Linked DNA regions of Mus musculus: regions 1, 2 and 3 are each linked to region 4. A link is a loop called in an ENCODE intact Hi-C map of the cell type or tissue named here. Cell type or tissue: heart. All regions are shown on one strand. Region 1 holds the start of Dhodh (dihydroorotate dehydrogenase). Region 2 holds the start of Pkd1l3 (polycystic kidney disease 1 like 3). Region 3 holds the start of Cmtr2 (cap methyltransferase 2). Region 4 overlaps Ist1 (increased sodium tolerance 1 homolog (yeast)).

Evidence for each region. A loop is a pair of places that touch in the nucleus more often than their neighbours do. Peaks named below come from ENCODE experiments on the same cell type or tissue, not always from the same donor. Only the 100,000 strongest peaks of a DNase experiment are listed, where the experiment ranks them.
Region 1: a loop joins it to region 4, with 3 times the contacts of the local background. A loop is called at or near these places in 17 of 42 quality-filtered maps.
Region 2: a loop joins it to region 4, with 2.4 times the contacts of the local background. A loop is called at or near these places in 17 of 42 quality-filtered maps.
Region 3: a loop joins it to region 4, with 5 times the contacts of the local background. A loop is called at or near these places in 2 of 42 quality-filtered maps.

Annotation. Positions count from the first base shown.
Region 1 is chr8:109,607,332-109,609,831 of GRCm38, forward strand. It overlaps Dhodh (dihydroorotate dehydrogenase), which reads right to left and starts at 1,342. Exons shown (of 9, transcript NM_020046.3): 1 at 1,021-1,342. The coding sequence starts at 1,041. In heart, a CTCF peak has its summit at 1,268; a DNase peak (open chromatin) is centred at 1,200; H3K4me3 peaks cover 2,290 bases; H3K27ac peaks cover 2,233 bases.
Region 2 is chr8:109,613,671-109,616,170 of GRCm38, forward strand. It overlaps Pkd1l3 (polycystic kidney disease 1 like 3), which reads left to right and starts at 564. Exons shown (of 33, transcript NM_001286454.2): 1 at 564-1,153. The coding sequence starts at 847. In heart, a CTCF peak has its summit at 1,327 (motif pointing right); no DNase peak of the experiment used is centred here; H3K4me3 peaks cover 538 bases.
Region 3 is chr8:110,216,940-110,219,439 of GRCm38, forward strand. It overlaps Cmtr2 (cap methyltransferase 2), which reads left to right and starts at 1,021. Exons shown (of 2, transcript NM_146215.4): 1 at 1,021-1,147. In heart, no CTCF peak of the experiment used is centred here; DNase peaks (open chromatin) are centred at 402 and 942; H3K4me3 peaks cover 1,640 bases; H3K27ac peaks cover 1,021 bases.
Region 4 is chr8:109,690,671-109,693,170 of GRCm38, forward strand. The region is part of intron 1 of Ist1 (increased sodium tolerance 1 homolog (yeast)); the gene reads right to left. Among named protein-coding and RNA genes, the nearest start is that of Ist1, 1.4 kb to the right of the region's middle. In heart, a CTCF peak has its summit at 1,160; no DNase peak of the experiment used is centred here; H3K4me3 peaks cover 1,597 bases; H3K27ac peaks cover 1,029 bases.

The sequences.
Region 1 (2,500 bases), 83 kb before region 4:
GATGCTATGTGGCTAATGCACTCATTCGATCCTTCACCAAAGGCAAGCAAACCTGTTCTTCAGGAGAGTGTAACCCAAGAGACAAACTAATGGCCACATAAACATAGAGCCATGACAAGTGACATGAAGGGATAAATCATGGAAGGATCTTGAGGAAGCGAGTAAAAGCTGACTTTCAAAGGTTAGACACAAGCTAAAGAGGAGATAGCAGCTGGAGAAGAGATCTCTAGGTGGATGAGGCCAATGAGAGGGGCCAAGGCATGGGGGAGGGATAGACGGCTGCTTGGAACTAAAAGGAAAACACTGCTTTAAATGAAACAGGAGAAAAGAAGAGAGGCGTCAGCCAACATTTGGCTAACAGATTTGGTTTAAGTGCACGTGCTGCTCTGCCAGAGGAACTGAGTTCGGTTCCAGCTCCCATGTCAGGCGGCTCACAACTGGAGCTCTAGAGGATCCAAAACCCTCTGGTCTCAGAGGGTATCTGCACTCACGTGTGCACACACGCACGTGCGCGCGCGCCTACACTTTTTTTTTTTTTTTTAATGGGATTTGTCCACTAAACAAGGAAGTAGCAGATATGATCAGATTTGCCTGCAACACAAACCAAGTATTCATTCTCCCTCCTCGGGGAGTTTGCAGAAATTCCTCAAGTCAAGCACCAGTATCTGTGCCCTTTTTCCAGACCAGGGTCACAACTAAGAACTCTTCACATGGAACTTCCATTCTGACCACACTTGATCCAAAAGGGTGGCCTTATGTCTTATTTCATCCCTCCTTGGAGCGTAGGCGATCGTGTCCTCACAAAGGCCCGATACTTGGATCAATTTAAAAAAAAAAAAAATGCCCGCGTATCTCTCAGGTTCAGCCTAGCCTCTGCCCACATACGCTTGCTTTTTGCATGCCCTTAGCTGTGCACGTGCAGGTCACACTTCAAGGGTCCCAGCCTTTCAGTTTCCCAGCCTCATCCCCCTCCCTGCCGGTTATCCACACCACGAATGAGCTTCCCCGCGCAGGACTCACTCTCAGCTGTCTCCACGCCATGCTCCTTCTGCCATTAAGCCCGCCTCTGCCTGCATCCCATTGGAGAATGTGGGCTCGGCTCCACCTATCTCCCAAGCCCCACCAGCCGGCCCGCCCCTAGACGTTGATTGGACAGCCGAACGCGTGCGCTCTGCCCGGAGTCAGGCTCCGTGGCGGGACGTGCCTACTTTCTGTCTTGTCGCTGTCGCGCCTCCTAAGGGACGCTGCTCTGAAGTCGCGCACCCTTCCTTCGGTGCAACCGTGAGGAGGAGGCTTCCGGAAGTCTCGAGTGGGGAGCAGACGCTTCCGAAATCTGCAGACCAACCCCAGCGCCCGGTAGTGCGCACTACCCTAATGCTTCCCTGTCCCTGGGAAGGAAACAAAGGGCGATGCAGCCCGAAGGTTCCGCACGGTTGTCTTTATGCCGGTGCTGCGGTATGGCTTTCATAGCCCCCTTTCTGAAACAGAAATCCTAAGAATTCTGTTTTATCAGGGCAGTGGTGGCGCCGGCCTTTAATCCCAGCGCTTGGCAGGCAAAGGCAAGCATATCTCTGTGAGTTTGAGGCCAGCCTGGTCTACAGAATGAGTTCCAGGAGAGCCTAGGCTACAACATGGAGAAACCCTGTCTCTACAGGGAGAAGGAAAAAAAAAGTACACTCATGCAAACACACAAAAATTTACCCACTGGTTTTAAAAGTAAACTCTGAGGTGTTGATAAGTAAATATGGTTTTATTTTTAAGATAATCTTATGGTGTAGGCCAGGTTTTTCTAAAAACCAATCCTGCCTCAGCACTCAAGTGCCTCTGTGCCAAGCGTTTACAGAGGCCAGAGGAGGGCATTGAATCCTCTGGAACGGTAGTTACAGATGATTGGACCCACGTACTCTGGCCCTTAACCTTATGTTTGTATCCTATTGTCCCCCTTCCCACTGGTCCCCTTCCTTTTCTGGAATAATACTTCCCCACTTTAGGTCATAATTTGGGTCAGGTTACAGGAGGCTGGAGAGATAGCTCAGCTGTTAGCACTTGATGTTCTTGGCGAGGACCCAAGTTCCGTTTCCAGCACCCACATCAGGTAGCTCACAACTGCCTGTAACTCCAGGACCACATTTCTTCTGGGGCACTGTACTGGTTTTCCCATACCAACAGGTAGATGTGTGTGTGTGTACACATAAATTCTAAAAATAAGTCCTTTTAAGGTCTGTATCCTGCATACAAGAAAAAAAGCATATTTAGCAGTCTGAGATTGGCTTGCTTCATGTAACATGATCTCCAGTCCCATACATTTTCCTGTAAATTACCTCATTTTATTCTTTCTAATGGTTGAATGTTGTTCCATACCATATATGTATCATATATATCATTATCTTGATCTGTTTGTCTGTTACTGCTTCCATAAACTGGCTGTTGTGAATATTGCTCCAAAAAACATAGATATACAGGTACCTCGGTCATATGCCAGCTTGGATTATTTAGGGAC
Region 2 (2,500 bases), 77 kb before region 4:
GCTACAGCAGTGGCTCAGGTGCCTGTAAACAGATGACAGATGAATAGATAAAAAAGAGGATATATATATATATATATATATATATATATATATATATGTGTGTGTGTGTGTGTGTGTGTGTGTGTGTGTGTGTATGTATATATGTGTGTGTGTATAGATAGATAGATAGATAGATAGATAGATAGACTTTTAATACCAACACTCAAGAGGCTGAGGCAAGTGGATCTCTCTGAGTTCAAGTCCAGCCTGGTCTACATAGTGAGTTCCAGGACAGCTAGGGATACATAGTGAGACCCTGTCTTGAAAATAACAACAACAAAAGAAAGTTTTCCTTTTCATAAAAAAGTATCCATTTTTCTGGACACATACCTCATTGCTAGGGTGCTTGTATAGAGTGCATAAGGTTCTGTGTTAGAGCCCATGCTTTAAGAACTAAGCTCGCCAAGTCTAGTAACACTGGTTTCGATATCCACCAACCTCTCCCTGCTTGCAGGTAGCTTTGGCGTCATAATGGGTCTTTATTTGCTAAAGATACATCTGGGCGTGTAGACACAGATGGAGACATTGGTGCCCCCGACTGTAAAGCCCCGTTTGCTATTCATTTGCAGCCGGTGAGAAATAGCTTCCCTAAACAAAACAAAACCTTTATCTCCTTGGCAGGTTGTTCCCAACCCACAAAAGAACAATACGGACGATTCTGACAAACTCACTGAGTCCTATTTAAAAGCCCAGGCAGCTGCCAAGCCTCCGTACATCTTCTCTCTTCTCACTCGAGCCTCCGTACATCTCTCTTCTCACTCGAGCCTCCGTACATCTTCTCTCTTCTCACTCGGCACAGAGAGAAAAATGCTCTTGCAGAGGCGGTCCTGGCTCTGGCTGTACATTAGAATCGGTGTCATTCTGGGTGATATTTTGGGACGTAAACCAAGCATCCGGGAGCAACATGGGGGAAACAGCTGCTATCAGCTTAACAGACTTTTCTGTGACTTCCAGGAAGCAGATAACTACTGCCACGCCCAGAGAGGACGCCTAGCCCACACGTGGAACCCCAAGCTTCGGGGTTTCCTAAAAAGCTTCCTGAATGAAGAAACAGTGTGGTGGGTCAGGGGAAACCTGACGCTGCCCGGATCGCATCCAGGGATAAATCAGACAGGTAGGGCTCTCGTGTTGAATGTTGAGGGGAAAAGCTTTCTTGGGCTGTGTTCTAGGGTGGAAGAAAGTCATCTTTGGCCTTTCCACTTTTTTTTTTTTTTTTTCAGATTACATTTTAAGGTATTGTTTTTTCCCTTTTTGAGATTTATTTATTTTACGTATGAGTGCTTTATCTGCACATCTACCTGCTTGCCAGAAGAGGGCATCAGATCGATTACAGATGGTTGTGAGTGTCCATGTGGTTGCTGAGAATTGAACTCGGGACCTCTGAAAGAGCAGCCAGTGCTTTTAACTTCTGAGCCATCTCTCCAGCCCCCTTTCAGCTTTTATAATCAGAAAAAGGGTTAGTTTGACCATCAATCTCTCTCCATACGCTTTCCACTTTTGTGTCTCGGCCAACATTTGTCTCCATAGCAATGGCAATGTACTTTTTCCCCCCCTGAGACAGGGTCTGTCTGTGTAGCCTTGGCTGTCCTGGAATGTGCTCTGTAGATCACGTTCCAGGCCTTGAACTCACAGAGATCCTCCTGCCTGTGCCTCCTGAGTGCTGGGATTAAAGGTGTGCACCATCATTGACCGGTGGCAATGAGCTTTTTGTCAGAGCCTGTCTAAAACTTAATTCCTGAGTCTTCATGTATGGTGTTATTTTGCTTTATTTGATTTGGGGTATCTGGAATTTTTGTTGTTTTGTTTTATATTGTGACAGTTTTGCTTTATAGTGCAAGATGTCCTGAAACTTGGTATTCAGCACAAACTGGTCTCAAACTCTCAATCCCCCCACCACGCACCCCCCCCTTAAGTGTTGAATGTTGAATGAAGAGGAAAGCCTTTTGAATGTTGGCTTTCCAGGTATACAAATAGTTGCTATTATACAAGATTCTAAAGAGAAAAAAACTCTTACAGTGACTTTCTTTGTTATCTTTGCCTCCAGATTTCCTAAAACAGAAGCTAGGAGAGAAATTACCTCTTTATTGTTTTTTTTACAAAATCGAGTACCATAATCTTGCAATTTTAGCAAAAAGAAAAAAAAACAAGAAATTATTATATCATCATGTCTCCCTAATGTCTAGGTAATTAATTCTAAGATCTATGATTAAAATATCTAAATATTGAAGAGTAATCTATAATACTCAGGGAGAAGTCGTAACTTTTCATTTGCTGGAAGCCAGACAAGTTGGGCATATATGTGCTTTAGTGCCACCGTGTGTGGAGGCCGAGTATCAAACTCCGATGTTTCTCCTCACCTTCCACCTTGTTTGGGGCAAGGTCTCTTTTGTTGTCCGCCACAGTGTACCCCAGGTCCCACAGGTCTCTGGGATCCTCCTTCCTTCACCTCCCATCTCACCTA
Region 3 (2,500 bases), 530 kb after region 4:
CCTGCTCCACAAGAGGAATTCATGCCTTGTATTAGTTATGGCCCAAACCCATAACTAACAAATCGTGGGCTCTAAGGGAGAGTCCACTGATTTTTTTTTTTTTCTCTAAATGGTCAAGTTGCCAAACTGCCTTCTGAATACGGTGCTCTTCCCTCATCTCTGTCAAAGTTCTGAGAAGTGACTGACAGCTCAGCCATAGACAGGCCATCTACATAACACCTGCTCAGGGAAGGGGAGTGCAGAAGAGTGGGTGAAAAGAGTGGGAGAGCGAGAGGATGAGGGAAGTGCTGTGAAGCGCTTTCCTCTAAAAAGGATGGCTGTTACACTTATAAACGCACAGCAGCTGTGGCTACCCCACAGCTGGGGAGGTGGAGACAGGTGGATACCAGTGACTAGCTGGACAGTCTAACCTAACTAGAGAGTCCCAGGCCTGAGAGTCCATCCTCTGGTATCCCTGGCTGACATGGAACTCTCTATGTAGACCAGAGTGACTTAGAACTCAGAGATCTGTTTCCCTCTGGCTCATGAGAGCTGGGATCAAAGGCTTGTGGCACTACACCGGGTGGTTTTCTTTTTCCTTGGTTTATTAATATGTAAACACACCAAGTGATGATACTTCCGTTTCTTTAATTTGGTTTTGCACTCAAGTTATCCATTGAGCTTCAATTTTAATGCAGTCTCTCCTAGGAACTAGCATCTATCTATCCAGGGTAAACCTTCGGGTACCAAAGCCCAGTTCCGTTGCCATGGCGACCCGCTGAGACGGACAAGTTTCTCCGCACCAGAGCTCAGCTCCAGGAGTTGCCACCCTCCCGAGTGACGTCGATGCGCGTGACGATAGGCCTCCCGGAAGGCGCCTGTGCAGTGTGGCTGTCAGAGCCTCGCAGCCGGTGGGGGCGTGGTCTGGAGGAGGATCTGGCTCCAGTTGCGCGTGCGCAGGTCCGGGCGGTCTTCCAGGCGCTCCCTCCTCTTTGTCCGCGACCCGGTTGCCAAGTACGCAGAGGAGACGCCACCCCCGGAAGCTGTTCCCGGGAGCGGAAGTGGCAGGTGGCTCGTTAGAGTGAGGACCGCGTGTGCGGTGCTACTCTGCTCCTGCTCGAGGGGCTCTGGTGGGCGTGGGCTGAAGGAATGCGGACCCGGCTTCTCGGTGAGTGACAGTTCCCGGACGGTTCGCTGCGGGCAAGGGGCGGGGCTGCTCAAATGAGTGTTTGAGAGGTGGCTGTCCCAGGACCCAGTGTGAGCACTGCACATGCCCCAGTGTTTTTATTTCCTAGGAAAAGTTGGCGGGACCATTGCTAACACTCCCTATGCTCACTTAGACCTGACAGCTGTTGAGAACTTAAAGGCTTTGGTGTTGGACTTACAAATTTTATAATCATTTCCTTGTGGCTTTGGACAGGAAGCTTCCTGTCTTCCACTTGGAGCCTGCAAAATAATACAGTTGATACTCATCAGCCTCACATGCACTTTGGAAACGGCATGCATTTAGTTGAAAAAAAATTTTATGCATTTAATTGAAATTTTTTTTGTTTTTAAGTCGTACATTGAAATGCTAGGGTGAAATTGAAATGCATTATTCTGTTCAGAGCTTTGTCTTTTGGGCTAAGTGTAATATTCGTCCATTTATCCAGTTAATGTTAGTGTACTTAAGTGCCCACCAGCCACTGTTGGAACCTTTTGGGGTGGCATGTAAGTGAGCAAAATAAAAGATAACTGTCCTGCAGAAGTGCGGAGCTTACATTCTGGTTTGAGGAAGTTGAGAACGACAAGTCACAAACAGAACACAGGGGAAAAGAAATAAGTGATAAACATGAATGCCGTGGGAGAAAGTGAGGTAAGGGCCATGGGGAGCCCGAGATGCAATTTCAAAATAAGTGTGTTAGGATAGGCTTCACAGAGTAAAGTGCCTTCCAGCAAATACCAGGAGGAGCTGAGGGGATTAGCTAGATAGATACTTGGGGGAGTAAAGCCCAGGTAGAGCTTGCCTCTTAGTATTGAGCAAAGTGTTCCAACGTGGTGTGGCCTGGGTCTTCAGTGAACAGCAGGCTTGTGTGGCTGGAGTGGAATGGATAAGGGGGCGGTAATATTAAGAATGAGTTGGCAGCAAGGCTCAAGTACAGTCAGGAACCTTGGAGCGTTTGAATCCTTTTAGTTGTTTGCAAGTGAAGGCAATTATCCACTTAATTTCGGTAAGATTTCACAGCTTAACCACAGCCACTAATTAGTATGTGAAGTTAATGACTAAAAGTAGACTTTTTTTTTCCCCCCAAAATAGAATGTATTGGAGGTCTAAATGTAGCTGCGGTTCCCAGTAAGCACAGCGTGGATCAAGACAGATGAGCTCATTGTAGTAAATTTTCTGTTTGCTCTTACGTAGAGTTTTTGTGCGTGCAGAAATGCCCTGCTTTTGCCTCCCCCTAAGAGCTTTTCTAAATACAGTTTCTAACTGTTAAATGATGTTGCTGTTTGTGACAGTAAATCTCTACTCACGTGGGACTCG
Region 4 (2,500 bases):
CCACTTCACCCTTTAGCCATCTCTGCTTTAAAACACACTGGAAAACTACAAGTGACCAAGTAACCAGAGGGAGCACAGCAGTAAGAGCAGTGAGAAAATGACCAAACAGAAGGTAAACAGATGTCCAAATACACAGCGAGTTATGTAACTAATGTGAGTGGAAAAAATACCATTAAAAGACAGATGATTAGCCAGACCTGGTAGCAAAGGAATTTAATACCAGTAGTTGGGAAGCAGAGGCTGGGGAGGTCTGACTTTGAAGCCAGTCCAGTTTACATAGCAAGTTCTATATCAGCCTGGGCTATATAATGAGACTCTGTCTTAAAAACAGCAGCAGCAGCAGCAGCAGCAACAACAACAACCAGCTGGTGATGTCAAGAATGGTGATCCGGGGCAGTAAAGAGATGGCTCTTGATGGTCAGTCAAGAGCATTCACGGGCTGCTCTTCCACATGACCCTGTATTCCCTGCACCTACATGGTGGCTCACAACTGCAGTTAACTCCACTCCCCCACAGGGGATGAGGTGGAAATCTGATGCCTTCTTTTTGGCCTATGAGGGCACCATACATACATGTGATATGGACGAACATGCAGGAAAACATGCATATACATAAAAGAGAAGGCTACTAGTGCATAGGTGGTTCCCAGCATGAGAGACACAGGCAGGAGGATCATGAGTGTAACCCAGCCTAGACTACACAACAAACCTGTCCCAATAGTATCCAGATGAAAAAAGAACCAACTAATTACTGTTAACAGGAAGAGCATGCCATCTAAATAGGTGAGTTCACCAAGAAAACACAACTGTAACTCTGAATGCCTCTCATGAGAAAAGATGCAAAACACATGAAACAAAAACTGACATGCAGCAAAAAGAAATACGACAATCTAGTTATAGTTAGAAACCTCAATATACCCCTTTGGCAATTCATCAATCTAGCAGGCAGAACACCAGAAAAATAACAACTGTGGTACTGGCTACTAATGAGTTTGTGAAGCAAACAGTTGAGAGTGCCAACTTAAGGAAGAAGGAATTTCAAACTTTGATGTGTGTGTGTGCACGTGTGCATATGCATTTGCAAGGGCCACAGTACAAGCGTGGAACAGTTGTGGGTACTCTTTCATGCAAGTACCAAGGATCAACTTATACCAGGCTTGGCCACAAGGGCCTCTAAATGCCTAGCCACCACATGAGCCTTCCTCCTCGTCATTCAATCCAGCTCCTAGCCTACCTGGTGCTTACTTGCAGAGGACCTGGGTTCAATTCTCAACACCCCCACGGTGGCTCACAACGGCCCAATAACTCTAGTTCCAGGGGATCTGAAACCCTCTTTGAACTCCACAGGCACCAAGCACACTCATGATGCAGATATGCCTGGGACCCTAGATAAAGGGTCTAGGCAAAACACCATACACATAAAATAAATATTTAAAGAAAAAAAAAAGGAAACCTCGTTATCAGTAATTTAAGGGTTCCACATGAAATAATTTTCATAGACTACACTTCGTTTTGGGAAGTGTTGGCACTTTAAACCACAAAAGGTTACATATAATTGGGACCTGATCCCGATTAGAGCCTAAATTAAGTGGATCAGAGTCTACTTAAGGACTCTAGAGGCTCGGGTCTTGTTAGAAACCAGAGGCACAAGAAGAAAAAGAGAAAGGCTACGAAAGTAATCAGGGGAAGAAAGCATTGTTTTTATCAAGTGAAAATGTTAAGAAGCCGCGTGACTTAAACACAAGGATGCGGTGAAGTTCCCCCACGAAGGTCAAAAAACCTTGAAGGGTGTGAGATGTTAACAAATGTACCGACTAATATTTTACTAAGCTGGAAAAAGACATGCATATGGAAATGGAAAAGTCTGACTGAAACAATGAAACACAGGTTGATTGTTTGATGGAGGGATTATACTGTTTTGTTCTCGTAAGAACAAAAAAACAAAAACAAAAACAAAAACAAACAAAACCAGAACAAACACCAAGAAGGCACAACAAAAGAAATGACAGTCTCCTCCCGGGAGCCATTCAACAACAACAGACTGTACACAATAAGCCCCCGTAGCCTCCCCCTGACATCAGTCGGCCGCAGCCCTGGTCCGGTCCGCATCCTAGCTCAAGTTCAAGGTCCTGAGGGCCACGCCTGACCCCAGGACCCGGAAGAGGAGCGCTCCCTCGGGCTCTCCTGGTCTGACTCACCCCGCAGCAACCGCGGCGGTGGGGACAAGGCCTCCCTCAGGGTCCCGACCCGACCGCACTGCAGAGGGGTGTCTCCTCAGTGCCCGGCTCATGCCGGGGGCAACAGCGACGCCAGCACCTGTCTAGGCGGTCCCACCTCCTCCCACGGCCGGAGCCCGACCTCAGGCCTGACCCCGACTGCCAGGGCTTCCCCCGCTGACACGGCGCGGACGGCTTGTCCTCACGGTCCTACAGACTAACGCTGGGGTTCCGTAAAAGCGGGACGTAGATGGAAGAGGGAGACAAAGATGCTTAGGTCTAAGG